2 separate regions of the Homo sapiens genome follow, and region 2 is linked to region 1. A link is an interaction called in ENCODE POLR2A ChIA-PET data of the cell type or tissue named here. Cell type or tissue: OCI-LY7. All regions are shown on one strand. Each heading gives the region's core, and the rest is flanking DNA. Links, peaks and the distances in the headings are about the cores only.

Region 1 (15,686 bases), core at 4,404-12,403:
TCTTCAGCACAGTATTGATCATCATTTATAAATTACACCTTAATTGTAATGTCTTTTAACATGTTTGTGAAGAAAAAGAGGTGCTCTCTCCCCCACAAAATTTTATTATTTTTTATTTTATAAATAAAAATATATTTTTAGAGACAAGGTCTCACTAAGTCACACAGGCTGGCCTGGAACTCCTGGGGTCAAGGAATCCTCCTGCTGCAGGCTCCTGAGTAGCTGAGATTATGGATGTGCACCACCATACCCACCTCACAAACCTTAAAAAAAAAATTTAGTTGAGCGAATGCAGCAGCTAGCTCATGTTCTGGGAGAAATGGGAGCCTAAGAAGGAAAAGACAGAATGTTAGAAGAGAATTACCGGCCAGGTGTGGTGGTGCACGCCTGTGATCCTAGCACTTTGGGAGGCCGAGGCGGGTGGATCACTTGAGGTCAGGAGTTCGAGACCAGCTGGCCAACATGGCAAAACCCTACCTCTACTAAAAATACAAAGATTAGCTGGGCATGATGGCAGGCATCTGTAATCCCAGATACTTGGGAGGCTGAGGCATGAGAATCGCTTGAGCCTGGGAGGTGGAGGTTGCAGTGAGCTAAGATCGCACCACTGCACTCTAGCCTGGGGGATAGAGCGAGACTCTGTCTCCAAAAAAAAAAAAAAAAAAAAAAAAAAAATTAGTCAGGTGTGATGGTGCACGCTTGTAATCCCAGGCAGTCAGGAGGCTGGGGCACAAGAACCACTTGAACCCAGGAGGCAGAGGTTGCAGTGAGCCAGGATCGCACCACTGCACTCCAAACTGGGTGACAGAGTGAGACTCTGTCTCAAAAAAAAAGAAAAAAATAAAAAGAGAGAATTACCTATTTGACAAAATGTTGAGAGTCTGTACTCTGCATCTTAACTCAGGTGAAGATGATGATCCGTGAGGTGGGATCCCATTGCATAATGCACAGCTTCCTGCCATCTCTCTGGCTCTATCTCACTCCTTTTTCTTCTGTCAACTTCTCTTTCCTTCCTGAAACAACTGTCACATTCCTTTCTAGTGGACATTTACACCACTCAGACCCCTTTTAAGAAGGACTTGCTGCCCATGTCCAGGGAGTGGGTTTGCAGACAGCCTCCAGCTGTCCAGCAGCTTCAGGGTCTATTCAAGCAGGGAGAGCTGCCTTGCCCAGGGTCATGCTATTCTCTGGGGAGCCCACAGCCGGTGACTGAGCAGGGTAGAGGCATAAAGGCTGGGCCATTTCAGCCTGATGGGAGACACTCTGATGGGCATACTTGCTCCAGAGCTCCCTCCCTGGTTAGTTGTGGCTTTAGTGGGCCTGCATCACAGGTCAAACTCTTCTGCCCAATCCTGCCTCCTCCTCCTTTCTTTCACAGATATTGATTCCTAATAAACACTTTTAAAATATGTTTAAAATACATCAGTTTTATTGAGATATAATTTACATACCATAAAATTTGCTCTTTTAAAGCATACAGCTAAGTGGTTTTAGTGTATTTATAAAGTTGTGCAATCATCACCACTATCTAATTCCAGAATATTTTCATGACTCCTAAAAAGAAGCTCCATACCTATTAGCAGTCACTCCCTATTTTCCCTTCCCCTATCCCCTGGCAGTCATTACTCTACTTTCTGTCTCTAGATTTGCCTATTCTGGATGTTCCATATGAATGGAATCATATAAGTGGCTTTTGTGACTGGCTTCTTTTTTTAGCCTAATGCCCAGCCTGGGCAACAAGAGTAAAACTCCATCTCAAAAAAAAAAAAAAAAAAATTAAAAAGGGAAGAGAGAAGGACCAGTTGAGAGGTGATGCCAGAGGGACTGGTAAGGGCTGCATTATTAGTGGCATTTATGTCATGATGAGATATTTGGACCCTTCCTGAAGCAGTGGAGACTCAGAGAAGGCAGGTAAGGTGTGATCAGATGTGCCCTCGCTTCATTTGTGGATTACAAATGGTGGGCAGCTCTTCTGTCTTCGAAATCATTCTGAGTCAGTCGGAGCCTGGGAGGAGGGATGTTGCTGGAGGTGAAGGGATGAATTGTAGGTTGAAGAGGGCATCAGAATGAATATCAGGGGCGCAGGATATGCACATGAGACTCAAGGGAAGGTGGAAAGGTAGCAGGGGAGACAGGCAGTGTGGCATGTTGCAAAGAGCATGGGCTTTGGAGTCGGACACACCTGGGTTTTGATTCCTTTTTCATCTCTTAGCCACTCTGTAGTGTTAGGCAGATTACCTAACTTCTTTGATTGGCTCTTTCTTAATCTTTAAAAGGAAGATAATAACCCTAACCTCTCAGTATTTCCTTGTGAGGCTGAAGTGAGGTAACCTATATAAGGCAATCAACTCCTCTTAGCTCATTTTCCCTGTCTCCATTCCTAGGGCAGGCCCAAGAGGTAGCACCCAGGGTGGAGGCCTAGAGTTGGATCATCAGGTAACCAAGGGCAGAGGGCAGGGAAGGTCAGGGGAGCCTGGACCAAGGAACAGGAAGTGGGAGGGAGAGGAGGGCCAGAATTTAGGGAATTGCAGGGCTGGACCCAGGCAGAAGTATCTCTGTATGGATGAAATTTTTTTGAAGCTTAATTCTTTCTGAAGTTCCAGAACTACCTTTCTCTGAAACACTAATTCAGGCCTCTCTGCAACTGTGAATGGTGGCCACTGGGATCCATTTGGATGATGGAGCCTGACAAACCTCACACTGAATTTTAGCCTCTGACAGTGGGCCAGATACAGTGAAGCCAAAGGCTGTGTTTTGGAAGGCACAACTGCCTAGGGATGAAGAGTCTGTAACCAGCCACCTCTATCCGTTCTTGCTTTCTTTTTCTTATTTATTTATTTTTTGGAGACAGAGTCTTGCTCTGTCACCCAGGCTGGAGTGCAGTAGTGCCATCATGGCTCACTGCAGCCTTAAACTCCCGGGCTTAAGCGACCCTCCTGCCTCAGCTTCCCAAAGTGCTGGGAATATGGCCGTGAGCCACCATCCCTGGCCATGTCTTGATTTTTAAAAAGCTATTTCGCATCTGTTAGTTTTCACTTCCAAATGATACATGGTTGAGATCCATGGCCTCTGCAGCAACTTGCCACCCTGTGATGCTGGGACTGAGAGTCAAGTGGAGTTTGGCAGCTACTTCTGAGCCATCCTGGACACTTGCCATCCCAGATGCTAATCTCATCCATCCCGGGATCTGCCACTTATCAGCTGAATGGAAAAACTGCCGGCCTCCAGAATCATAAACACAGTGCAGAAAACCATGCATTTGACCTGTTAGAGATCACTCTTCTTCTGTGGGGAGATACTGCCAGCCTCCCGAAAGAAGAAAATGATACAAGAGCTGTGTGTTGACCTGTTGGGAATCTCTCATGGCACCACCATGTTTAAGAGTGCAAGGATAATTGAGGCATGTGGTAAGGAGCCCAAGGCCACAAGAAAACCTAAAGCGCTTCCGTTCTTTGATGCTTAATCAGGATTTGTGGGTATGTGATTGTTCCGTGTTCATTTATTTGGCAAATGTTTGCCCAGAACTTCCTATTACTCTGGAATTTATGCAATTGCGTTTTTTTGGATTAAAGATGATAAAATAGAAGCAGTTTCCCATGGTTTGATCTCATATATGACAGGCACCATGCCAGGAGCTGGAGATGCGAAGAAATGAAACATAGATTCTGGCTGAAGGCGCTTACAGAGTCCAGAGAGGAGGTGGACACAAATAACTGGAATTCAAGTGATACGGGTTCTATTACAGATGTGTACAAAGGGGTGTGTGGTACATACCCAAGAGCGAAGGACCAAAGCAAAGGCTTCCCAGAGATACCACTTGGGTTTTAGTATATGGAATAAGAGTTTTTTTTTGGTGAGGCCGGGCTCAGTGGCTCATGCCTGTAATTACAGCACTTTAGGAGGCACAGAAGGGTGGATCACCTGAGATCAGGAGTTCAAAAGCAGCCTGACCAACATGGTGAAACTCCGTCTCTACTAAAGGTACAAAAATTAGCTGGGTGTGATGGGGCATGCCTGTAATCCCTGCTCCTTGGGAGGCTGAGGCACGAGAATCTCTTGGACCTGGGAGGCGGAGGTTGCAGTGGGCCAAGATCATGCCATTGTACTCCAGCCTGGGCAAAAAGAGCAAAACTCCGTCTCAAAAAAATTTTTAAGAAAAGAGAGAATTTTTTTGTGAAATTCTCAAAATTGATCAGCTATGCTAGGGATACACAGTGAGGTGGCTTTGTACTATGCCAGGTTAGCTTAATGTCTATAATAAATTCTTTATTCTACATTACCTATCATCATTCCGCTTCTCTGATCGACCCCTGACTTTTGCACACGGTTAGTCTCCATTCACACTGTGTTTGATTGATCAGCATTCCATAGTTAATGACTACGTTAAGTAGCAAGGAATGATGTATTTTCAAATGTCAGCAACTACAAAGATGCCCCGGAAACTTTCTTGCGGGGAAGTCTATCATTGCTTTCCCAAAAGGCATCATCACTCTATTTTCTTTTCTCTTCTCCTGACCCAGCCCATCAAGTCCAGATCCCAGGATGTATGATAGGAGGCTCTGGAAAGCCAAAAGGCTTGAAGGATTTAGAGAACATGCATCTGAGGAACATTAGTGACAGATAGGACTTCTGACCGGGGGAATGGTCCTCTCCCCGCTGACCCCCACCATTAGTGTGTGACAACTCCTAGGAGCTCTGCTAAGCTATAAAGAACCTTGGTGCCCTTAGTAGCATTGCTCTCAAAAGAAGTGTTGTTGTGAGGATTAAATGACACAATGTGTTTATATCTCTTAGCATACTGTTCCTAGTACATTGTAAGCACTCAATAAACGTTAGCTTTCACTATTCTTTATTGTGGTAAAATATACATAACATTAAACTTACCACTTTAACCACTAAGTGTACTGTTGAGTGTATTAAGTATATTCACATTGTCTTTCAACAGTCACCACCACTCCATCTCCAGAACTTTTTCATCTTCCCAAACTGAAACTTCATACCCATTACACAATAACTCCCATTTCTCCCTCCCTCCAGCCTCTGGCAACTATCATTCTTTCTGTCTCTGTAAATTTGTCTACTCTAGGAACCTCATATAAGTAGAAACAAACAATATTTGTCCTTTTGCAACTGGCTTATTTCACTTAGCATAATGTCTTCAAGGTTCATCCATGCTGTGGCATGTATTCGAATTTTCTTCCTGGCCAGGGCTGGTGGCTCACGCCTGTAATCCCAGCACTTTGGGAGACCTAGGCGGGTGGATCACCTGAGGTGGGGAATTTGAAACCAGCCTGGCCAACATAGTGAAATCTTGTCTCTACTAAAAATACAAAAATTAGCCGGGCATGGTGGTGTGTGCCTGTAATGCCAGCTACTCGGGAGGCTGTGGCAGGAAAATCGCTTAAACCTGGGAGGTGGAGATTGCAGTGAGCTAAGATCGCACCACTGCACTCCAGCCTGGGTGACAGAGTGAAACTCTGTCTCAAAAAAAAGAAAAAGAATTTTCTTCCTTATTAAAGCTTTATAATATTTCATTATATGTGTATGCCACATTTTGTTTATATGTATAAACCACATTTTGTTCATCTGTTGACTGGCACTTGAGTTGCTTCCATCTATTATGAATAATGCTATGAACATAGGTGTACAAATATCGTTCAAGTCCCTGCTTTGAATTCTTCTGGGTGTATACTCAGAAGTAGAATTGCTGGATGATATGGTGCAGTCATACATCACTTATTGACTGAAATACAGTCTGACAAATGCATCATTATGCAATTCTGTCATTGTGCAATTGTAGGGTGCACTTACACAAAGATGCACCCTACATGGTAAAGCCTACTACACACCTAGGCTTTATGGTGTAACCTATTGCTCCTAGATTATAAATCTGTACAGCATGTTGCTGTACTGAATGCTATAGGCAGCTGTAACACAATGGTAAGTATTTGTGTATCTAGACATATCTAAACATAAAAAAGGTACAGTACAAATATGGTATTATAATTTCATGGGACCATTGTGGTATGTGTAGTCTGTTGTCAAACAAAACGTCCTTATGTGGTACATAACAATAAGTCTATGTTTAATTTTTTGAAAAACTAGTTTCCATTATCATGATCAGTTATAAAGTTGCTTCTCTAGGGAACAAAGGGGACAGAGAGACTGGGCAAAGAAGAAAGTGTCAAGGTCCCTTGCAGCTTGAGGAATCCAAGCCCAGTGCTGTGTGTGCCATGGCCCCAGCATTTACTCTGTCGTTGTGCACCTTCTTCCTCTGCTTGAGTTGGAACAGGACATGAGAGGAAGCCGATGGAAGGAGGGATGGTGGGAAGGATTAGGTTACATAAACGGAGAGAGCAGCCCTATATGTGTCACAGGGGTGATTGGACACCTGAGGCTTTAGTTGTGCAGCTCAAGTGTTGCTCTGTTTTCCTGCCCCACTGGTGGGTATTGAGAGGGGCACTGGCGCAGTGGAGAGAAAGGCCTGGGGATGCACACTGTCGTGGCACTTCATCCTGTAGGACCTGGAGCCAGGTAGTGAAGGCAGCATGAAGTTGACTGAACTGGCAGCCTCGGGGAGCCTGAAGGCCAGGGCTGCTCAGGACCTGGAAAACATCTGGGAACTTATTCCCAAAAAACCTCAGAGCCCTAGTTTTTAAAAATGGCTCCCTCCTTCACAGGGGGGCCAACAATGTGTATGAAAGTTCTGGAAGATATGAAATGGTATCATCCATGGCTAAGTTCCTTCTTCACAAATGGCTGTTACCCTCCCAGATCCCTGGCTTCTGCTTCCTCCTGGTGGGGTGCTGTCGGGTATCTCTTGGGCTCAGCCACGTACCCAGTTATGAGCCAACATTCCCCTCAGTGCAAGTACGTAGAAATGCGCGACGCTCTCAGATGCAACAGCACGCAGTTCTGCTCTAATTCCTAGATTTCCTTTGGTACAAATCAGACTCCAGTTTTTTTCTCAAAGGTCACCCTCCTTCACTCAATATCACATAGCCCAGGAGTTACGAGGCTTCTTTGCCAGCCTCCTTCCCAGAGATTATTGGGGGTGGCAGTTCTCCTTCATAAAGAAACTCAAATTTAGACTTTTGGGGTTCTTTCCAAATGTGGTTATTCACACGAAGATACAGGATAAGAAGATCACATTCATTACACAACCATGAACTTGTGACGCATTACTGGTCATTTTGACAACAGTGTACTATAAGTTATTTTAAAAACAAATCTTAAAAGTGTCTTGTCAATGGAATAATTATATCATGTTTGGGTTTTTTTTTTCGCTGTTAAAAGCATTAATTTAATATATTTAAAATATGTCATAAATTTGGTATCCATTCCTGGTTTGGCTCAGCCTGCAGAACTCATCTATCCCTTAGTCACTGTGGTTTTATTTCTAACTTCAGAGTAGGAGTAATGTGCTAGACCTCAAAGCGGAGGCCAGAGCCCTGCTGTCTTACACGGTTGAACCAGACCTTTTTCTAGGACTAGCGCAGTTGCTGCAGAGGTTTTTTTGGGTGGGTTGTCAGTGGTCACTTTTGTGGATTCTAAGCAGTGATACCAGGTTGGAGTCTCCATTGCTGGCCACAGGTCACCTGGTTCTGTCTTGAGTAAATTGTCTACAGTTTAAACTCCTGTTTTTTGTTTGTTTGTTTTTTTTGAGATTGATTCTCGCTCTATCACTCAGGCTGGAGTGCAGTGGTGTGATCTTGGCTCACTGCAACCTCTGCCTCCCAGGTTCAAGAGATTCTCCTGCCTCAGCTGGGATTACAGGCTTGAGCCACCACACTCAGCCGTACTGTTTAAATTCTGTTCAAGACTTCTCAGGCACAGATTCTGGACCTCCTGGTTGCATCTGTGGAGTAAAGCCTGAGCATATTTAGGCCAGTTTTCTTGGACCCTTCCCCATAATGGTGTGTATATTTTTACCAAGCCCAGTGATATAATTATTTCTTGCTGCATGATAGATTACCCCCAAATTTAGCAGCTTAAAACAGCAAGGATTTATTATTATACACATTTTCTATGGGTCAGCAGTCTGGGAGGGGTTTAGCTGGGTAATTCTGGCTCAGGGCCTCTCACGAGGCTGCTGTCAAGCTGTCAGCCCAGGCTGCAGTCATCTCAGGGCTGGAGAATTTGTTTCTAAGCTCACTCACTTGGTGGTTGCTAGATCTCAGTTCCTCATTGGCTGTTGGCTAGAGTCTCCCTCAGTTCCTCACCATGTGAACCTCTCCACAGAGTGGCTGACAACATGGCAGCTGGCTTCCCCCAAAGTGGTTGGCATCCCCCAAAATGAAAAAGAGATCCCAAGCTGGAAGCCACAGTCTGTAAATGACCTAATCTCAGAAGTGACATGCCATCACTCCTGCATATACTGGTCTGATCACACAGACCAACCCTGCTGCAATGTGTACAGGGTGCTGCACAAGGCTGTGAATACCAGGAGATGGGGATCACTGGGGTTCATCTTGGAAGCTGGCTGCCCCACCCAGCTCCTCACTCAGCAAGCCATGCCTCCAACTCTCGCATTATGATAAAGGCAATTGTTTAATCCAGGTAGTACCTTCTAGGGAGTTCCTAGTAGGATCTAGGCACTGTCCTAAGAGCTTTGCGTGCATTAACTCACTGAATGCTAGTAACCTAGAGGTTGATACAAGGGTTCCTGTTTTGTGATTTCAGAACCTGGAGCACAAAGTGGTTAAGTAATCATTACTTTACACTGTGTCCCGGAATGAAAGAGATATTGCTCAGAGCTCCACATATTTCTTCATTTTGCCAACTTTTTGGCTAGAAATAGAGATCCTTGATCTGCATCCCTTTCGGGGCTGGCTGTATTATCTGCCTTTCCCAGTCAAAGACTGAGTTCCTTAAGGAGCCCAGGGCTCTGACCCTTCAAAGGACCCTGGAGAAAAGAGCTTGCCTTTGAATTTCTCCTTAGGGGAGGATCTCCCTGGGCCTGCCGTCCCCTTCTCTGCTGTTACTTCGGGACACCAGTTGCTGCCAGTCTGAGCCAGGGGAAGGGAAGGGTTCTAAATTTCAGAAGATAGAACAGTTTAGCAGAGGACTGAGCCTTGAGAGGAAGGAGAGCAGGGAAGATACAAAGCTACTGCTCCAGTCTACAGTTTAAGGGCATCTGCAGTCTTCTCACCAACCTGCCTTCCCAGGCTATTTCCCATCTCTCACTCCCAGAAACAACAAATCACTCATGGTTAATAAACACATTGTCATTTTCTTTGCCTTTGTGCCCTTGTTTTCCGGTTCCGGTTCCCTGCTCCCTCCTACCCCTCTCTGCCTACTAATGCCTACTGACTTCAAGACCCAGCTAAAAATCACCCTGAGATATCTCCCTCTGGGCCGGTTCATCACAGATTTTAATGTAAACAGAGCCCTTGTGCAAGAATTCATTTTGAGGCCCTGTTAAATTACAGACTTTTATTCGGTAGGTCTGAGGTGGGGCCCGAGAGTCTACAGCTGAAAGAACTCCAGGGTAGCGTAAATGCAATTGATCTCTTAACCACACATTGAGTAGCAAGGCGCCACATCTCATCTTTCCTTTCATCCTTTTTGGAAATGTAAGCCTATTTCATGGTAGAAGCTATTTTAAGGGAAACCAGATGTCTTATACTGGCTAAAATTAATTTGGCATTCAGCAATTATTAAATTATTTGGTAGATATGTAGGGTGACCAATGCCCTGATTTGTCTGGCATTGTGGGGTTTCCTGGGACGTGAGACTTCCACTGCTAAAACTGGGAAAGTCTTAGGAAAACCAGAATGAATTAGGTATCTTGCCTCTGGTGGTTAGAGTGAGGGTGATGTGTCCCTTTCCTTATAACCTTTCCACCAGGTGCAGTCTTGACAAAATTTTACTAAAGCTATGAATGTTTATTAGCCAGCAGGCATAAGAACTGTCCTAGGCCGGGTGCAGTGGCTCACACCTGTAATCCCAGCACTTTGGGAGGCTGAGGCGGGCAGATCTCTTGAGCTCAGGAGTTCGAGACCAGCCTGGGCAACATGGGGAAATGTTGTCTTTATATTTAAAAAAAAAAAAATATATATATATATATATATATATATATATATATATATATATATATATACCGGGTGTGGTGGCATGCACCTGTAGTCCCAGCTACTCAGGAGACTGAGGTGGGAGGATCCTTTAAGCCCAGGAGGCAGAGGTTGCAGTAAGCCGAGATTGCACCACTGCATTCCAGCCAGTGTGAAGATCCTGTCTCAAAAAAAAAGAACTGTCCTACGCTGGTTCTTGGGGCTTGGGGAGAGCCATTCTCTGCCTCAGACACTACAAATAACACAAGCATGGTCGGTTCTCTCTAAAATAGACACAAAGAAATTACAGTGACAGGACCAACTAACCTTATAGTAGGTTAAAGTTATAGCCTCTATGGAAAGAGACACAGCACCAAGGGAACAATAGACCTTGTCACTCCACCAAAAATGATAGACTGCTTATTGAATTTGTATACTTCATTCAAACATGAGCAGTGAGCATGGTCTTGCAGTTAGTGAGGAGCCCTGAAGGTTTCAGAGGCGAGTGCCTGTCTCAGGGCGTTGAGTCAGCCAGGGAATCAGCTCTGTATCTTTCTCAGTTTCAGGTTTTGTTGGTCTTTGTGATATTTTGCCTGGAGGATGGGTGGAGGGTCACCTCAAGAAGCGACCACAACTCAAAGTTATTTTATTCTACATTGCAAAGTATGCCAGATAGAAGAAAACGCCCCTTAGCTTCCCTTTGTCATTCAACACCAGGAAGAAAGAGGAAAATGGAATTGGTTTTCTCTTTTTTTTTTTTTTTTTTTGAGATGGAGTCTCTGTCGCCCAGGCTAGAGTGCAATGGCGTGATCTCGGCTCACCGCAACCTCCACCTTCTGGGTTCAAGCAATTTCCCTGCCTCAGCCTCCTGAGTAGCTCGGACTATAGGCGCCTGCCACCACGGCCAGCTAAGTTTTTTGTATTTTTAGTAGAGATGGGGTTTCACCATGTTGGCCAGGCTGGTCTCAAACTTCTGACCTCAGGTGATCCACCCACCTTGGTCTCCCAAAGTGCTGGGAGTACAGGCGAGAGTCACTGCACCCTGCCTGGAGTTGGTTTTCTTTGGGCTCTGAGGAACACACAAAACAACAAGACCCGTCAGAGTTCAGAGAAACCAATCTCGTGGGGCTACATTGGAACAGCTGAAGGTTTTTTCTTTTTTCTTTTTTTACATTTTTAGACTTCCCTTTGTTTTCTTACAAAACATAAAAACTCAGACTTTAGTTGCCTCTAGGCCTTTCAGAAGAAGCCAGCTGTGGGGAGGGAGGCGGGGCCGCTAGGAGTTCTGCGAACAGATTTTTCAGAGCAAGTGTTAGCATCAGCGGAGCTCTGGTCCTCCCTGTGGATTTGTAAACCAACCTCTGACACCCATTCAGCAAAACAACTTCACCTTTCACCTACTTTCTTTGTTTTCCAGCTGTTTGGTGCATGTTCTGTGTGCATATGTAAGCAACTCTTGATGATTTTGTTTGCTTATACTATTTCCTTCTCAATAAAGAGAAAGAATAGGGCATGAGTATGTCACTGTTGGGCGGGACCCCAAGGGGATCTAGAGATTGTGACCCAGCATCAGATGACAACCCTGGCCTCAGACAAAGACCCTTTGTTTCACAGATGAAGCAACTGACACCTGGATGACTTGCTCCATGCTGGCAAAGGAGTGATTGGATCTAAAACAAGATTTTTAATGCTCTCAATTAAAATTCAGAGTCTCAAGGTTGAAAAGGACTTTGACAATTACATATCCAACCTCACACAGATGCTTGAATTCTGGTCTCTAATGAGTGTACAGTGGCCGGGCGCGGTGGCTCACACCTGTAATCCCAGGACTTTGGGAGGCCGAGGCAGGCGGATCACGAGGTCAGGAGTTCGAGACCAGCCTGACCAACATGGTGAAACACCGTCTCTACTAAAAATACAAAAATTAACTGGGCGTGGTGGCGCATGTATGATCCCAGCTACTCAGGAGGCTGAGGCAGGAGAATTGCTGGAACCCACGAGGGGGAGGTTGCAGTGAGCCGAGACTGTGCCACTGTGCTCCAGCCTGGGTGACAGAGAGAGTGAGACTCCATCTCATAAAAAAAAAGGAGTGTAGAGTGGCCACGTGGCCACTACTGGTCTCACTGGAAGATGAGGAGATCACAACTGTCCCAGCAAATGGAAGCTCTTTCATTTATTTCCATGGGTGCAGGATATCGCCCAGGCTGCAGTACAGTGATACGATCTTACCTCACTGCAACCTCCACTCCCGGATTCAAGTAATTCTCCCTGCCTTAGCCTCCCAAGTAGCTGGAAATTACAGGCATCCGCCACCACACCTGGCTAATTTTTGTATTTTTAGTAGAGATGGGGTTTCGCCATGTTGGCCAGGCTGGTCTTGAACTCCTGACTTCAGGTGATCCGTCTGCCTTGGCCTCCCAAGGTGCTGGGATTACAGCTCGCCACTGTACCTGGCGAGCTCTCTGTTTTTGAATCCGTTACTTTCTATCAGAGTTATACAAATATCAATGAATTTTCATTAAAAAGGCATTTCCTGGAGCACACTTCATTTACCTTTGATCAGTTAATCGGAGAACACTGAGAAGCCTTTAATTTCCACAAGGGATATAGCCTTTCCTAAACATAACCTGCTTATTTGAGGCAGAATATCTTGTAACTCTAACCTTACATAGAACAAATTTAGGAAAATGCTGGTTTGAGCTATGGAATAAAATTCTTAAAAAGGTACATGTTAATTAATTTTTTTGTGAGTCAAATATTTTAAATGTAATAAGAGGAATTTACCACTCAAAAGCAACCAATGGAAAATATATTGCTAAACATAAAGAAGATTATTTATGTAATATAAATAAAAATGTTGGTGAACATATTCTGTATTATGAATCATTCTGGAATGATGTATGCAAATCTCTCACTCATTCTTTTCGAGATAGGGTCTCACTCTGTCACCTAGGCTGGAGTGTAGTGACATGATCATGGCTTACTTTAGCCTCAACCTCCTGGGCTCAAGTGATCCTACTACCTCTCAGCCTCCCTAATAGCTGGGACTACATGTGTGCACCACCATGCCCAGCTAATTAACAAAAAAATTTTTGCCCGTGTACAGTGGCTCATGCCTGTAATCCCAGCGAGGCAGGAGAATAGGGCCTGGAGATAGGGAACATGAGGCTGATCCACGCTGACTTCCTAGAAGTAAATCAAATAAAAGCACTTCGGCAATGACAGAAATGTGAATGGCTTTGTAACTTCACTTCATCCTCTCCATTTACATAGATCACATACACCAAGTAACATCCTCTCCATTTACACTAGGGTGCATTCTGAGTAAACGACTCTGTGACTTAACTTCATTCTCTTCATTTACATAGAATATTTGCCAAGTAACCAATGGGAAACGTCTAGAGTATTGAAACCTCAGAAAATTCTGTGAGCGGGGCTCTTGAGCACCTGTGCTCAGGCCTACTCCCATACTGTGGAGTGTACTTTCGTTCTCAATAAATCCCTGCATTTGCTTTCCTGTCTTTGTGAGTTTTGTCCAGTTATTTGTTTGAGACCCCAAGAACCTGGACACCTTCTATCAGAACACCAGCACTTTGACAGGCCGAGGGTGTGGATCACCTGAGGCCAGGAGTTCGAGACCAGCCTGGCCAACATGGCGAAACCCTGTTTCTACTAAAAAAAAATTTAAAAATTAGCTGGGCGTGGTGGCGTGTGCCTGTAATTGCAGCTACTCAGGAGGCTGAGGCAGGAGAATAGTTTGAACCCTGGAGGCAGAGGTTGCAGTGAGCTAAGATCAAGCCTCTGCATTCTAGCCTGGGTGACAGATGGGGGAGTCTCACCACATTACCCACGCTGGTCTTGAACTCCTGGGCTCAAGCAATCCTCGTGCCACAGTCTCCCAAAATGTTGGAATTACAGGCATGAGCTACTCTGTCTAGCTACAAATATCTTAATGCTTACTTTGTATGTAAAATTTTGGGGAAACTTTTATTTTTTAATTTTGTTTGGCTGCATTTTAAAAATTTCTATATTGGGCCAGGCACAGTGGCTCATGCCTGTAAGCTACTCGGGAGGCCAAGGCAGGAGAATCACTTGAACCCAGGAGGTGGAGGTTGCAGTGAGCTGAGATCGTGCCACTGCACTTCAGCCTGGCGACAGTGCGAGACTCCGTCTCAAAAAAAAAAAAAATAAATTCTAAATTGAACACAACTAAGTTTTAAAAAAGCAGCCCCAACAGCAAAAAGACTCGAGACAAGAAATGACAGATCCTATAGGAAACTGAAGAATGTGTTTGGTAGAGAGAATAAGCATTATTTCTTCTTTTATCTCTTGTTTGTTTGTTTATTTGTTTTTTGAGACAGAGTCTCGCTCTGTCGCCCAGGCTGGAGTGCAGTGGCCCGATCTTGGCTCACTGCAAGCTCCACCTCCCAGGTTCACACCATTCTCCTGCCTCAGCCTCCCGAGTAGCTGGGACTACAGGTGCCCGCCACCATGCTGGCTCATTTTTGTATTTTTAGTAGAGACAGGGTTTCACCATGTTGGCCAGGCTGGTCAACTCCTGACCTCATGATCCACCCGCCTCGGCCTCCCAAAATGCTGGGATTACAGGCATGTGTCTTTTATCTTTTGTGTAAGCCAGGGAGATATTCTCTCTCTCATCCTGTGTAAGAAATGCATGGCTAAAGTATCATATTCCTCGTATAATTTTTCTGATCAAAAATCTACTGTAATATCTGCCTATAAATGAAGTCTAACCTCCTCTGTCTGATTTTTAAGATGCTGTGTAATCTAACCCCCTTTTATCTCTCAGATTTACCTAATGCTGGTTCCTTTCTGATAACATGCCACTCCAGCCAGGCTTACTTTTTCTTTCCATTCCTTTTGTCCCTATGCTCTTTGCTGCTTCAGTGTCTTTGTTCATGTTTTTCAGACCAGAATGTCCTTTCTACCTCTCCAAATTCAAGGCCATTTGTACCCCACACTGATTTTTCCTTTTCCTGACCTTTGATGGCATTTCTAGACTATACCATACCATTTATCATTGACTGATTCACTGGGCTTACCTAGGCTCAGCCCTTGATGCTGACTGGCAGAGGCAAAACTTAGGTTGCTGGCTGCCTAGGTTGCTGGTGTTACCAGAAAAGGGGTCCGCATCCAGAGCTCAGGAGAGGGTTCTTGGATCTCACGCAAGAAAGAAGTCAGGGCAAGTCTGCAGAGCAAAGTGAAAGCAAGTTTATTAAGACAGTAAAGGAATAAAAGAATGGCTACCCCATAGACAGAGTAGCCCCGAGGACTACTGGTTGTCCATTTTTATGGTTTTTTTTTATGATATGCTAAACAAGGGGTGGATTATTCATACCTCCCCTTTTTAGACCATATAGGGTAACTTCCTGACATTGCCATGGCATTTATAAACTGTCATGGCGCTGGTGGGAGTGTAGCAGTGAGGATGACCAGAGGTCACTCTTGACGCCATTTTGGTTTTGGTGGGTTTTGGCTGGCTCCTTTACTGCAACCTGTTTTATCAGCCAGGTCTTTATGTCCTGTATTTTGTGTGACCTCCTATCTCATCCTGTGACTTAGAATGCCTTAACCGTCTGTGAATGCAGCCCAGTAGGTTTCAGCCTCATTTCA
Region 2 (15,686 bases), core at 4,440-12,439, 250 kb after region 1:
TAGTGGCACAATCTTGGCTCACTGCACCTCCGCCTGCCAGGTTCAGCGATTCTCCTGCCTCAGCCTCCCAAGTAGCTGGGACTACAGGTGCCTGCCACCATGCCCAGCTAATTTTTGTATTTTTAGTAGAGACGGGGTTTCACCGTATTGGCTAGGATGGTCTCGATTTCTTGACCTCGTGATCCGCCTGCCTCGGCCTCCCAAAGTGCTGGGATTATAGGCTTGAGCCACCACGCCTGGCCGATGGTGCTTTTTATCATTTGAAGGACTCAGTTGTATAACCCACTGAAAATTAGTATGTAAGGAAGTTCAGGGAATAGTATAAGTCACTCCAGGCTTGAGGCAAAATTTACAAATGCTGCTGACTTTGTATGTAAGGGGAGGCATTTTCTTAGAAAAGAGAGGTAGGTCTCTGGGATTCCAGTATGCCATTTCCATCCTCAGTGTTTTTGGCCACCTGAGAGAGGTCTATTTTCAGAAATGCATTCTTCATTCCCAGATGATAACATCTATAGAACTAAAATGATTAGGACCATAACACGTAGCTCCTAGCCTGCTGTCGGAACACCTCCCGAGTCCCTCTTTGTGGGTGAACCCAGAGGCTGGGAGCTGGTGACTCATGATCCATTGAGAAGCAGTCATGATGCAGAGCTGTGTGTTGGAGGTCTCAGCTGAGAGGGCTGGATTAGCAGTCCTCATTGGTGTATGGCTTTGCAGCAATAACTGATGGCTGTTTCCCCTCCTGCTTTATCTTTCAGTTAATGACCAGCCACGGCGTCCCTGCTGTGAGCTCTGGCCGCTGCCTTCCAGGGCTCCCGAGCCACACGCTGGGGGTGCTGGCTGAGGGAACATGGCTTGTTGGCCTCAGCTGAGGTTGCTGCTGTGGAAGAACCTCACTTTCAGAAGAAGACAAACAGTAAGCTTGGGTTTTTCAGCAGCGGGGGGTTCTCTCATTTTTTCTTTGTGGTTTTGAGTTGGGGATTGGAGGAGGGAGGGAGGGAAGGAAGCTGTGTTGGTTTTCACACAGGGATTGATGGAATCTGGCTCTTATGGACACAGGACTGTGTGGTCCGGATATGGCATGTGGCTTATCATAGAGGGCAGATTTGCAGCCAGGTAGAAATAGTAGCTTTGGTTTGTGCTACTGCCCAGGCATGAGTTCTGATCCCTAGGACCTGGCTCCGAATCGCCCCTGAGCACCCCACTTTTTCCTTTTGCTGCAGCCCTGGGAGCCACCTGGCTCTCCAAAAGCCCCTAATGGGCCCCTGTATTTCTGGAAGCTGTGGGTGAAGTGAGTTAGTGGCCCCACTCTTAGAGATCAATACTGGGTATCTTGGTGTCAATCTGGATTCTTTCCTTCAGGCCTGGAGGAATATAATAACTGAGACTTGTTTTATTTCTGCAGAGGGTTCTAAGCCATTCACTTCCCAGATGGGCCAATAATGCTTTGAGTAATCTGGAGATCATCTTTAATGCGCAGGTGAATGGAACTCTTCCACAGAGGGATGTGAGGGCTGTAGAGCAGAGTGAACTCCCTGAAACTCAGACGTCAGCTCTTTGTCTCTCTATCTCTGAACACCCTTCCTTAGAGATCCCATCTCTAGGATGCATTTCTCTGTAGTTAGTTTCTAAGTCTCTTGTTCCTGTTCTGCCTTTATTTTTTTTTCCTGGATTCTAAGCCAGTATCCCCACTTGGCTGTCTTAATGTAGCTTAACATGTCTGTAATCAAAATGATCATCTTTCTGAGATTCAAAGGGCTATAAGGGACTTTGGAGAGAATTTCATTCAGTTTTCCTCAAACTAGAATAATGCTTGCACTGTCTGTAAAAGAACAAAAGTGTCAAAGCATCCTTTTGTTCACTAAATTTCCTTTTTTATTATAGTGTTACTTAAATATTAGGAAGTAAAAGTAGGTATAAACTTCTTATAGGCTGTTATTATACAACTATATGACCCATACATATTTACAAATTAAGTGCAGCCAAAATTGCAAAATCAATACCATTCAAATTAATACCTTAAATGTGGTGAGGCAGCTGTTGTTCAACTGAAACCAAATTATAAGTTGCATGGCAGTAAATGCTATCATGCTGATCATTTTGAGTTTGGCCAGTCTATATTATCATGTGCTAATGATTGAATTCTCCACCCATTTTTCTACTTGTATGACCTTAATTTGATGGCACCTGTTCCATCCTCATGAGTTTGCTACAATTATACTGGTGCCAACACAATCATAAACACAAATATAAACTTGGGCTTTGAAATCTTGTGCCAGAACTTGGCTTTAAAGTAAGCATTTAAAAAATCCATATGTGTTTATTAGACTTTGTTTAGATGACTGTTGAAATGAAAACAAAGTGTTTAAAATCCTCTTAGAGAACTTAAATATAATCCCTCAGCAATATGTATACAGATCTTCCTTTGAGAAAAACTGATTGTGTTCAGCCTCTCATGTTACAAATGGGGAACCTGAATTCTGAGGTCTCTAGTGAGAGAACAGGGACTGGAATCTGTGGATCCTATCTGTTTTAATAATAATTGTAAAGTATAATAGATAATATTATATTAATAAAATAAAAGCAAACACTTAGAATGAGCTTCCATGTGTGAGGCACTAACTGATTAGGCATTATTAACTAGATTTATTCCTTTTAAGGCCCCGCGATGTACTGTTATTTCCACATGTTGTAGCTGGGGAACGTGCTACTCAGAGAGGTTAAGTAACTTGTCTGAGGTCCACACCACTAACAAGGAGCACAGGTAGGGTTCAAATCCAGATAATCTGACTTTGGAGCTGGCACTCTAACTCAATGTGCCTAATCGCTTTTCAGTGGTGTCATTATTTTGCCTATTCTCCATCTGAGAATATTGAAGTTTCTGACTCCTTCCTTGCCTTTCTCCCTGCCTCCCGTGGTTATCCCCAGGTCTTGGTGTTCCAGTCCTCTATGTCCGTCCTTACTCTTATTCCTTTGCTACAGTGTGATCCAGGGCTCCTGCCCCTTCTTATCCTGGTAGAGGGGGCCCACTTGCTGGGAAATTGTCTCCGCCATGGTTTATCCATGTTGTGTGTCCATTAGTGAGTAGTGGGAAGAATCATATCATGTTGGCAATGAAAGGGGGGCTATGGCTCTGGGGTAGTCTAGTCTGAACCTCTTATTTTACGGATGAGAAAGCTGAGGTACAAAGCAGGGAAGGGATTTCTTGAGGTCACCCAGCCAGCAACTGAGCTGCAACCAGAAGCTGAGATCCCCAGGACTAGGGCCGAGCCTCATTCTGTCCCATCACAGTGACTTTTCTTCCCTCCTCCAAACTATTTTTATTTTTTATTTTTTTGCAGCTGCTTAGCAGCTTGAAGTTAGAAGAAAGGGCAGGGAAAAGGTTTTCCGTGCTTAGCCAGGGAAGGAATCCTGCAACAGGATGTGGGGTTGGGTCATTCAAATTGGGCCAGACTCCACTGGTCTTGTTGCTTCTTGCTTGGTATTGCAGATGGGTTTAAAAGTGTTAGGATTAGAGAGATAGGCAGGTTTAGCCAAAGGCAGTTTGTAGCCTTGTGGCAGAGTTCTTTTTAAAGAAGGAAGTGGGATGCAACACCCTGACACAAAGGGGCTTAAGTTGTTATACCACTGCCTGCTAACCTGTTTTCCTTAACTCTCTTCCTGATTTCTAAAGGAAGTATATTTTGCTGAATCAGAAAGAAAAGTGATTTATTTCAGGTTGCTGATGCTTAGATTGTTAGAGTTGGAAAGATCTGGCTTGCATCTTGTACAGCTGACAGAACTGGGGCTCAGGGGGGCACAGGTGCCCAGAGTTGGTCAGTCAGGAAAGTAGCACCAGAACCAGTCTCCTGGTGGCCCTACAGTTGCAGACCCTTTTTTGCTTTGCTCTCTGTGTATACTAAAGCTTCTATGTCTCTGAATCTCAAGTTCTGACTGGTAGCTACTTTCCAATCCACCTGGCTTAGATTTCTAGATTATATTGTTTAGACGTCAGAACCTCTTAAGGGTTTTGGGGCCACTTGTTAGCTCACATAGTGAGAACCAGCCCTGCCCATTAGGTAGGGGAAGAAGTTAGCAGTCCATGATAGCTGTTGCCTGCAGCGTATGGATGTTCATTGCACAGTTCCTGTCTCCTGAGATCCTGGAGTGTATACGCTTGGCCTCAGAGCCCAGCACAGAGCCTGGCCCTTGGGACATGCTTAGTAAGTATTTACTGAATGAGTGGGAAATGTCTTAAGGCCCATTAGTTTGCAGGTCTTGAGGAGGCTCCCTTGCACTAGGAAGAATAGAAAGCATACATAAAGCCTGTGTGCTGCCGCCAGGAAGACTAGAAACGCTATGTTCAGCCTGGAGCTGAATGGTATACCCCAGAGCAACCCTGTTGAAAGGCAGTGCTTGCCTTTTCATTCTGTGTCCTGGTTTGCTGGTAACTCCTGGGTCCCCTGCCTCTCCTGTACCCCCATTGTGCAGACTGAGGGGGGACCATCAGCCAGGGTTAGTTTTCCGCTGTTTCTGTTAGGCAAAGAATAAATTGAATTGAGTTGTGAAAGTTGGGTGCAAAGCTCAGTTTGGGTCCAAAGTAACAGTTAACTTGTGTGGGTGGCAGGTATTCAGTACAAACAGGGCTGGGGACAGGAAGGGGAAGAGAACTTCAGAGCTTTCACGATCCTCATCTGGTTTTAGGCTGATCCAGAGGCCAAGGTCCCCATGGAACAAACTGGACAAAGTGAGGGTGGCCACATGGCCTCTTTTCTTTTGCCTTTATTATTAATTTTCTCAAATAGATCTGACTAGTCATGTGGCTGGGAAAATAGTTAATTGTGATTTTTTTTTTTTTAAACTGAGTCTCACTCTATTGCCCAGGCTGGAGTGCAGTGGTATGATCTCAGCTCGCCGCAACCTCTGCCTCCCGGGATCAAGCAATTGTCATGCCTCAGCCTCCCGGGTAGCTGGGATTATGGGCACACAGCACCACGCCTGGCTAATTTTTGTATTTTTAGTAGAGACATGGTTTTAGCATGTTGGCCAGGCTGGTCTTGAACTCCTGACCTCAAGTGATCCACCCACCTCAGCCTTCCAATCTGCTGGGATTACAGGCATGAGCCACTGCACCCAGCCAGAGTACCACTATTTGGGCATTCTTTAATGAAAAAGAATGAACTATCCAAAAATTAAAACTCCTCATTTATGAGCTTTTAGAGAATTTTACAGAGTAGATGGAAACTCTCTGCATCCTTTCCCCACTTCTAGTTTCACCTGACACATTTCTTCCCTGTCCTTACTCCTGGGCCGGCAGCAGTGGTCATGATTCCAATCCCAGCTTGGCCACCATCTGCCTCAGTGGCCTAGGAAAACTCCTTTCTCCAGAGCTTTAGTTTTCTCTTCTACGGAATGAAGAAAGTTAAAACAAATAGACATTTATTGTTTCATTTGGATAAATATCTATTAAGCATCTATTACTTGTGGTATGGTTAGCTGGGTATATAGTGGTGAAGCAGCTGGGCATGAGTACTGCTTTCGTAGAGCTTACAGTTCAGTGAGGCCAGCAGATGTGAAACATATCATCACACAAATAAAAATATAACTATCAACTGTGATGAGGATTATGAAGGAAAAAATCCGGCAAACTATGGTACTGGTGTTAGATACTAGCAGGTGTGGGTAGGGATTTCATTTAGATTGACAGGTTGTCACATTAAAGCTGAGAGCCCTGAAGTTCAAGCAATGGTTAGCCAGGCAAAGATCAGAGGCTTAGAGATAGGGAAATCCATTCCAGGCAGAGAGACTGGGGGTGCCTGTCCCCTAGGTCAGGGAACAGAAGAAAGCCAGTGGCACTGGTGGAGTGAATAAGACTGGCGGGGGATGAGTTGGTAGTAGACATGACCAGATCATTTAGGGCCAATTCTCCTGGGGAAGGAGAATTTAATTTAATATTTATTTATTTATTTATTTATTTATTTATTTATTTATTTATTTATTTTTCAAGACGGAGTCTAGTTCTGTCGCCCAGGCTGGAGTGCAGTGGAGCAATCTCGGCTCACTGCAACTTTTGCCTCCTGGTTTCAAGCGATTCTCCTGCCTCAGCCTCCTAGTAGCTGGGATTACAGACGCCCACCACCATGCCCAGCTAATTTTTGTATTTTTATAGAGATGCGGTTTCACCATATTGGCCAGGCTGGTCTGAAACTCCTGACCTTGTGATCCTCCTACCTCGGCTTCCCAAAGTGCTGGGATTACAGGCGTGACCCACAGTGCCCCCTGAGAATTTAATTTTATTTTATGTGCAAGAGGATTCCCTGAGGTAGTCAGGCCACATTGTCTGGTGACTCTTGGGATAGAGGGAACTTGAATGACAAAGGCCCAAGAAAGCAATTGTAATCATTACATATACATGGACCATTTTATGCTGTTTTCTTCTTTCATTTAACATTATTTAGTGTGCGTGTTCACATATTTCTAAATCATCTTCTGATTTAGAATAATGATTTCTGATGTGTAGGCTGTGTTTTATAGTTTTGAAAGTAATACTTTGATATCCATTACTTTCTTGATTCTCACAGCAATTCTGAGGTGTATGCGTTGCAATTTCTGTTTCACAGATGAAGAGAGTATTGTTAATAAGTTAATGGCCGGGCATGGTGGCTCACACCTATAATTCCAGCACTTTGGGAGACCAAGGTGGGCGGATCACTTGAGGCCAGGAATTTGAGACCAGCCTGGTCAATGTGGTGACACCCATCTCTACTAAAAATACAAAAATTAGCCAGGCGTGGTAGCACTTGCCTGTAATCCCAGCTATTTGGGAGGGTGAGGCAGGAGAATTTGCTTGAACCTGGCAGGTGGAAGTTGCAGTGAGCCAAGATTGCACCACTGTACTCCTGCCTGGGTGACAGAGCGAGACTCTGTCTCAAAAAATAAAAAGTTGCTAAGAGGAGGGCTGGGATCTTTTGGCTCCAAATCTACTGTGGGATGATGCCTTTGACATTCCTGATAGCTGTGCAGTAATCCATTAACACAGTTTTTATAAGTTCAAACCCTGTTGCCAACATTTAGATTGTTCCATGTGTGCTGTTACAAATAAATTACTATAAAGATTCTATACATTTAATCTTTTATTATTTTTGTATTATTTCTGTAGGCCAAAATCTGAGGAACAGGATTACTAGGTTGAAGGGAAATGGCCCTTGAAGTGTCTGATCAGATGTCTTTCCAGAGGATCCAACCAATTTAAATAGCCACCATCAATGCATGAGACTTTGTAGTTCAGGGAAGGCAGGCCTGGTTTTAAAAATCATTTCCCCTCTCTAGCATTTTTCTGATGTGATCCTTAAGATTTCACTTTAGTTTTCCCAGGTCTCATTGGCATGTATGCTGTTAGGGATGGGTCTAAAATTAATTTTTCTTCACATTCATATCATGTCATCCCAGTGATTATTTAATAAATAATCACTTGATTAAATAGTGATTCCTTTTCTAGTTATTTTTGGGACATTTATTAAAACCTGGATATGGTGGCTCATGCCTGTATTCCCAGCACTTTGGGAGGCTGAGGTGGGGGGATTGCTTGAGACTAGGAGTTCAACACCAGCCTGGGCAGCATAGCAAGACTCCATCTCTATAAAAATAAGGAAATTAGTCAGGCATGGTGGTACTTGCCTGGAGTCCCAGCTACTTGGAAGGCTGAGGTAGGAGAATTGCTTGAGTCCAGGTGGTCAAGGCTGCAGTGAGCTATGACCATACTACTGTACTCCAGCCTGGGCAACAGAGTGAAACTCTGTCTGAAAAAAAAAAAAAAAAAAAAAAAAAAAAAAAAAAAAAGATGTGTAGGGAGCAATTTTGGAGTTATTCATTTGGTCATTTGATATGTAGTTTTAGTTTTGGTGCTGATAGAGCCCAGAATGTACCCTGAATTTGATGAACATTCTGATATATGGGGGAGCTCATTGTCCCCCACTTACCTTTTTGCCTCTCAGAATATCTTTTGATATTTTTATCTGTTTTTTCCCCATTGAATGTTATTACCTTATCAAGCTCAAAAAAGTACCCTATCGCTATTTTAAGTTCAGTTGTGTTAAATCTATAAATTAGCTTGGGAAATTTGGATATTAAATGAACTCATGAAGAAGCAGAGTTTAGCTCTCCTTAATTCTCATCTTCCTTTATTTATCCTACTACAGTTCTGTGGTTTTCTTTTATGTAAGAAGCACATGTTTGGCTAAGTTAATGCCTAGGTTTTTTTGTTTATGTGTCCATTCTCACTGTGGATAGTATTCTCTTTTCCCCACATTATATTAATTTAACTGGTTTTCAGAGACTAATAGCAATGCTATTATTTAGGAGAATTTACCTTGGTTCTGATTAACTTACCCATACTTGCAAATCATTTGCAGCTTTTTAGTTAACTTTGTGAGTTCTCTTAGATTTACGACCATGCCAGAAACAGAAAGGATATTTTCATCTCTTCCTTTCTGATGTTTATTCTTCTTGTTTCCTTTTTTTATCCCCCATTATATTCTCAAGAATCTCTCAATACTAAGAAATAGCGACTTCATTTTTCAGCGCGGAGTGCATTATTTTGGCTACCATGATTCAGAAGCCTCTTGCCTAAGGCCCAATTTTATTCTGCTAGTTTTCTCTGTTCTTTGTACATGGCCCTTGCGCTGCCCTAACCTTGAATTAACGTGGCTAAATCTCAAGAATTTAAGAGCACCGTGACTGTGTCCTCAGGCTAGGGAGGGAAATGGGTTCACAGAGTGACTGGATTGTGGTCTATGAACTTCGGCAGCCAGCAGCAAAAGTCAGGCATGAATAATCAAGTGGACAGTGAACATCTGTAGTGTGGGAGATGTTGGCATAACTATGAATGATGATTCAAGAGTGGTTTGATGCATATTGAATAACATGATGATAAGTACTAGACTCTGTGCTAAGCCTTCTATGTGAAATACATTTAATTCTCATAATAACTCTAGAGCAGTGGTTCTCGACCGGGGCCGGTTATCCCCCTACCCCACCCCACCCTCACCCTTCCACCAGGGACATAACATCTGGAGATATTTTTGGTTGTCACAATCCTGGGAATGTATGTGCTGATATTTAGAGGTTGAGGTCAGGGATGCTGCTGAACTTCGTAGAATTCATAGGAGAGTCTCTCACAACACCTATCTGGCCCCAAATGTCAGTAGGGTCACTATCAAGAAAATCTGCTCTAGCAGTGCCTGCTCATATTATCCCCATGTTGAAATAGCAAGATGGGAAGTGCAAAGTGGTGCTTCGGTACTCTTGGAGCAGCTTTGACTTTGGTGAGAAACGCCTTTTAAAAACAATGTTTCTTCCCATCTTCCCACCCCATGGGGAGGTGTGGGGTTGGGTGGGTAGGCACCAAAGCAAGATTTAGAAGAGTTTTCTGTAGGAATTTATAATGGTAAAGGATCAACTTCATTTCCAAGCTATTTATGAGGGTTTATGTTTAGGAAAAGTGCTAAGCTTAGAGAAGGAGGAGAAATCTGATTTTATTAATGAGTGTAGCCATAATGGCATATCCTGGCAGAAGTCAACTTTGGTTTCTAGAGGGAGGCTATTATGAAAAGAAATACCTGGAACATTCCCCTGGGTTTGGAAGGTGAGTTCTAGGTTCAATGATGGGAAGAATTTTAGAGGTCCAAGATAAAAGGGCAAAGATTAAATTTTGTCTCTCATGAGTTCTCTGGCTCAGGTGGTGTGAACTTTGCAGACAGTCTCTTTAATTCACTCATACATGCTAGTCTCCCAGCTCAGCAAGGGCTTTGAGAGAGCAGGTGTCTGTATGCTCTGGTAAGTGAAGGCAAAGTGCATAAGGAGGTTGGGGTCCATAATGGCGAAGAGAAGGAGCCCTTCAGTCAGAGTGGCTTTGAATCTTGGCTCTGCCATTTGCCAATCTTGGACCATTGGGCAGTGTATTAACTCTTTGAATCTCAGCTTCCTCTTCTGTAAAATGTGTATAACAAGAGTACTAATTGGATTGTTTGATGATTAAATGAGTTAATGTGTATAAAGCACTCACAACCCTGGTACATAGTAAGACCTTTCATTATTATTATCATCATCAATTTTTTTTAACCTCTTTTCCTGATCTGCTTACACTCACCAGCTTCAGCTGCTCCAAATGGCTTGTAAGATTTTTTGTTTGCCCTTTGCTGTCAGTTGCCATGGGGAAGATCCATTCATTTTTTTCAGTCAACCAACATATTTTGAGCATCTGCTGCCCTACAGGATCCTAGATATGGGGGCTGCAGAGATATCCAGGAACATAAGCCTTGATTAATTGGGTCAGATCAGTGCTCAGCAGGGCTGGCAAGTGCTAGGTTTCTTTTAAGTGGCATATCTTAAAAGGTATATGTCCTAAACATAGCTTTGTGATGGCAGCATGATGGGTACAAAAGCACACACTTAAGTGTCAGTAGATCTGGGTTCAAACATTGGTGCAGTTTCTTATGGCTCGTAACTTGTTCAAACCTCAGTTTCTTCACTTCTAAAACGGTAATGATACAACCTACCTCACAGGGTTATTATGAATTAAATACTGGAGATGAGATACACAAAACGTCTTGAGTACACAGTAGCTGCCCAATATTGGCTGTAAGTATTATAAATCTACAAGCTGTGAATTAATTTTACCTCTCTGGATCCTGTTGATATTTCTAGACCATTCCACCTAGTGGGGCCATTTCCTACCTGAGTCACCCGTGGTGTCAAATAGAATGTCATGTGGCCTCCTGAGTTGGGTAGAATTGGCTGCTCATCTCAACCCCGCTACTGACTATCTCTGTGATTTACCCTTCCTCCAGCCTTAGCCTTGCTACATATAAAATCAAGACAATAATGTTTCCTATCTCACAGGGTTGTCCTGAGGATTAAATTAAGTAATTAATATAAAATGTGCCTTGTACATATTGGGCCCTAAATAAACAGTAGCTACTATTTATCCTTAAAGTACAAATGGTAGTTTCAGAGCTTCAAGGCTGATGGCTATTTATCTTACTCATACTCTTTGTTTAGCTTCATTTTTTTCCCCTAATTTCATTAGTATTTTCTTTTCTTTTTTTTTTTTTTTTTTTTTTTTTTTTTTTGAGGTGAAGTCTCACTCTGTTGCCCAGGCTGGAGTGCAATGGAGCGATCTTGGCTCACCCCAACCTCTGTCTCCTGGGTTCAAACAGTTCTCCTGCCTCAGCCTCCCGAGTAGCTGGGATTACAGGCTCCCGCCACCATGCCCAGCTATTTTTTTGTATTTTCAGTAGAGATGGGGTTTCACCCTTTTGACCAGGCTGGTCTTGAACTCCTGACCTCATGATCAACCCACCTCAGCCTCCCAAAGTGCTGGGATTACAGGTGTGAGCCACCACGCCCGGCCTCATAAGTATTTTCTAAATTTATTTACAGTCATGCCATTTAAAAGGAAAGTTGTATTCCTGTCTTTGTTAATATTTATAAGTGATTTTATTCAGCTACAAGCTTGGAATGGCATATAATTTTGTATTCTGCTTTTTTCACTTAATATTACATGGCTAATGATTTCTGTGTTTCATAAACATTATTCTGATGATGGCATGATATATTGTTGAGTACATGTACCATAATTGAATCATTTCCCTATTGCTATGCAATTAAGTTGTTTCCAATATTTTGCAATTATAATGTTTCAATGAATGAATAACTTTATGCATATAGCTTTTTGATATCTTAAGTTCAGTTTCCTAGGATGAATTTCCAGGAATAGTAATTGGGCAAATGGGATAAACATGACTCTTGAATACGTATTGTTAACATTGCTTTCCCAAAGGGCTCAACTGATTTATATTTCCGTGTTCATTATCTTTTAAACCAGCTCATTTACTCACCAAACATTTTTAAAGCCATTATCATGTGGTAGGCTTAGTAAGAAGAAAGTGACCCTAAGGGAGAAGCTTATATATAAATAGGGTCCCTGGTGTACCAAGTGCTGATACAGACACAAAGTACCTGGGGAAATTGAGATGAGGGAGTCCTGGCTCAGCTGGGAGAAAAGTTCATTTTCATAGAGTCATGGTTTTGTTCTTTGGCAGAAAGAAAATTGCTTTCTTCCCCACCCCCACCCCCAGCTTTATTGAGGTATAATTGACAAATAAAAATTGTATATCTTTAAGATATGCAATGTGATATATATGTATATCTCAACTTAAAAAATAAGCTACAGAATAAAAAGGTGTTTGCTATTAAAAAAAAAGAAAAGGCTGAATGTCATTCCCAAGCTTGGAAATTTGAGTATGTTGCCTCTTTGGGATTATTTACAGAAATATTAGCAAGACCAGCCCCATCTTTGGTCTTGAGTACTCCACTGTCAGCATGCTTTCTTCCAGAGAGGGATCCATTTGCCTTTATTTTTCATTCTGTTGTGCCGTCTATGCAAACTATTCTTGATAGTTTTATGGTAACAGTGTTTTTTTGTTCCATGAGATAATTTATACATGCTCATTGTGGAAAATTTAGAAAAGACAGGAAAGTATTAAAAACATCACTTTTTTTTTTTTTTTTTTTTTTTTTTTTTTAAGAGACAGAGTCTTGCTCTGTCGCCCAGGCCGGAGTGCAGTGGCGTGATCTCAGCTCACAGCAACCTCCGCTTCCCAGGTTTAAGTGATTCTCCTGCCTCAGCCTCCCAAGTAGCTGGGAGTACAGGCATGCACCACCACGCCCGGCTAATTTTGTATTTTTAGTAGAGATGGGGTTTCACCATGTTGGCCAGGCTGGTCTCAAACTCCTGACCTCAGGTGATCCGCCTGCCTTGGCCTCGCAAAGTTCTGGGATTATAGGCAGGAGCCACTGCGCCAGCCACACCTACGTTCTTATCATCCTAGTACATCCACTGTCATTATCTTGCTGTATTTCCTTCTGCCCAGTCTCACTCTGATCATGCAGTGGCGTGATCATGCAGTGATCTCGGCTCACTGCAACCTAGGCCTTCTGGGTTCGAGTGATTCTCCTGCCTTAGCCTCCTGGGTTCAAGTGATTCTCTTGCCTTGGCCTCCCAAGTAGCTGGGATTACAGGCATACACCCCCATGCCCATCTAATTTTTGTATTTTTAGTAGACACAGCGTTTCACTAAAATTTTGTATTTTTAGTAGAGATGGGGTTTCACCATGTTGGCCAGGCTGGTCTCCAACTCCTGACCTCAGGTGATCCGCCTGCCTTGGCCTCACAAAGTGATTACAGGCATGAGCCACTGCATCCATCGCCAAAAAGATTTTTTAAAAGAGTTTAATGTAGAACCATATCAAAGGTCTTTGGAAATAAAAAACAGTTTTTTAAAAATATCAGAAATAAAACAACAAATAAATAAATAAATAAAAACACCCAAAACAATCTGAAGCACGAGCACCTAGCAGAAAGGTTCAATTATGATCTATTCATAGAGTGGAATATCAAGTAGACATTACAGGACATGTTTTAAGATTATATTTTATGTCATGGGAAATGCTCTCCCAGTATGATGTTAAATGAAAAAACAGAATACAAAAGTATATATGCTGCATAGTCTCAATATTGTAGAGAAAAAATATTATTTATGTATGCATGAAAAAAGACAAAAGATGTTAACAGAGATCCATTGTTACTTCAGTTTACTAGGGATTGTCTCTGGGAGGTAGGATTAAGGTGATTTATATTTACCTTTTTAAACTTTTCTGTATTTTTTTATTTTCAAATTTTCCATAAAAATATAAGGACTTGAAGATCAAGAAAAAATTTCTGCTTTGGCTCAGTGCAGTGGCTCACGCCTGTAATCCCAGCAGTTTGGGAGCCCTAGGGGAGAGGATCACTTGAACCCAAGAGTTTGACGTTCCAGTGAGCTATGATCTCCGGATCGTACCGCCTGGACGATGGAGCAAGACCCTGTCTCAAAAAAAAAAATCTTTGCTTTTTTTTTTTGTTTGTTTTTGAGACGGAGTCTCTCTCTGTTGCCCCAGCTGGAGTACAGTGGCACAATCTCAGCTCACCGCAACCTCTGCCTCCTGGGTTCAAGCGATTCTCTTGCCTCAGCCTCCCAAGTACCTGGGATTCCATGCACCCACCACTATGCCCAGCTACTTTTTTGTATTTTCAGTAGAGACAGGGTTTCACCATGTTGGCCAGGCTGGTCTCGAATTCCTGACCTCAGCTGATCCACCGGCCTTGGCCTCCCAAAGTGCTGGGATTACAGGCATGAGCCACTGTGCCCAGCCCAATCTTTTGCTTTTTTTAAAAAAAGAAGACAAAAAGGGATTTTATACCAGTATTATCTTGGCTGTGTGACTCTGAAGCCACAGTTGTAAGTTATAATTACTCTGAAACACAAGGCCCTGTGACTCTTTTGGGCTCTTTGGTGTTTATCTTGATTACAACGTTGGAATATAGAAATGAAAGGAATGGGAGAGGTGATAGACTTCAGGCAGTGTAACTAGTTGTCTGAACACTACTGGCTCAATTATATTGTGTCTAGTGATTTCCATCTTGTCCGTCTGCTAATTTATCGCCTGGTAACTCACTGAGGCAGGGTTTTCCTTTGGAGAAACCTCATTGTTTTAACCAGTGTATCATGCTTGTTTAGAAGTTCAATGATCTTTTTAACTCATCGGAGAAGATGATGACCAGACCTGGACAGATGGGGAAGGACTTTGCACTCTCTCTTTACAGTCCTGAGTGCACACAGGTCAATATGGAACTATGTGTGAATTTTCATTGTCTTTGAGAGCCCTCTTCTCTGCCCCATAGGGAGCAGCTTTGTGTGCAATTAGAGGAGCAAGGGTTGTGTGTATTTAGCACAGCAGGTTGGCCTGGTCCTCTCCTCTCAACATAGTCACCACATACCTGGCACTATGCTAAGGCTGGGAATGCAGACAGATGGGTGCCTGCTTTCAGAGTGCTCAATGTGCTGAGGAAGCCAGCAACAGAAACAGATGATTTCAGGAGCTCCAGGAAAATGCTACAGGAGGAGTGTGCCTGGGTTACTGGAGTAGCACAGGAGGAGGGCTTCTAGCTCAGGCTGAGATTTTAGTAAAGGAAATTATGCCACGATGAATCCTGAAGAATGAATAGAAGTGAACCAGATAAAGCACGATAGGAAGCATCTTCCCTTACCTAAGGGAAGACACAGAGGTATATGGAATGGTATGTTAAAAGGTTGGGACTCCAAACAGTTCTGTTAAAGCTTAGAGAGTGGTGGGAGAGACTGGAGAAGTTGATTAATTAGTAAATGAAGTTGTCTGTGGATTTCCCAGATCCCAGTGGCATTGGATATCCATATTATTTTTAAATTTACAGTGTTCTATCTTATTTCCCACTCAGTGTCAGCTGCTGCTGGAAGTGGCCTGGCCTCTATTTATCTTCCTGATCCTGATCTCTGTTCGGCTGAGCTACCCACCCTATGAACAACATGAATGTAAGTAACTGTGGATGTTGCCTGAGACTCACCAATGGCAGGGAAAATCCAGGCAATTAACGTGGGCTAAATTGGACTTTTCCAAAGATGCTGTCTTTGGGAAACATCACACATGCTTTGGATCAGAAAACCTAGGCTTCTAATTTGTTGATAAGGCATGAACTCAGGAGACTGTTTTCAGTCCTAGTGAATGGTGATAATTGTAATTATAACAGTAGACAACATCTCTTTTACACATTTTAAATCATGAAAATAGAA

Evidence for each region. ChIA-PET counts read pairs that join two places held together with the same protein. Peaks named below come from ENCODE experiments on the same cell type or tissue, not always from the same donor. Only the 100,000 strongest peaks of a DNase experiment are listed, where the experiment ranks them.
Region 2: POLR2A ChIA-PET joins it to region 1 with 5 read pairs; 2 of 35 experiments call an interaction of 5 or more read pairs at or near these places.

Annotation. Positions count from the first base shown.
Region 1 is chr9:105,134,356-105,150,041 of GRCh38, reverse strand. LOC105376197 (a long non-coding RNA gene) reads right to left here. Exons shown (of 4, transcript XR_930205.3): 3 at 15,116-15,261. Among named protein-coding and RNA genes, the nearest start is that of SLC44A1, 100 kb to the left of the region's middle. RefSeq lists a silencer at 8,153-8,202 and enhancers at 8,655-9,634, 9,635-10,614, 10,615-11,594, 11,595-12,574. In OCI-LY7, for the core only: no CTCF peak of the experiment used is centred there; a DNase peak (open chromatin) is centred at 8,171.
Region 2 is chr9:104,888,844-104,904,529 of GRCh38, reverse strand. ABCA1 (ATP binding cassette subfamily A member 1) reads left to right here. Exons shown (of 50, transcript NM_005502.4): 2 at 759-916; 3 at 15,335-15,428. The coding sequence starts at 851. Among named protein-coding and RNA genes, the nearest start is that of ABCA1, 31 kb to the left of the region's middle. RefSeq lists an enhancer at 445-1,357. In OCI-LY7, for the core only: no CTCF peak of the experiment used is centred there; no DNase peak of the experiment used is centred there.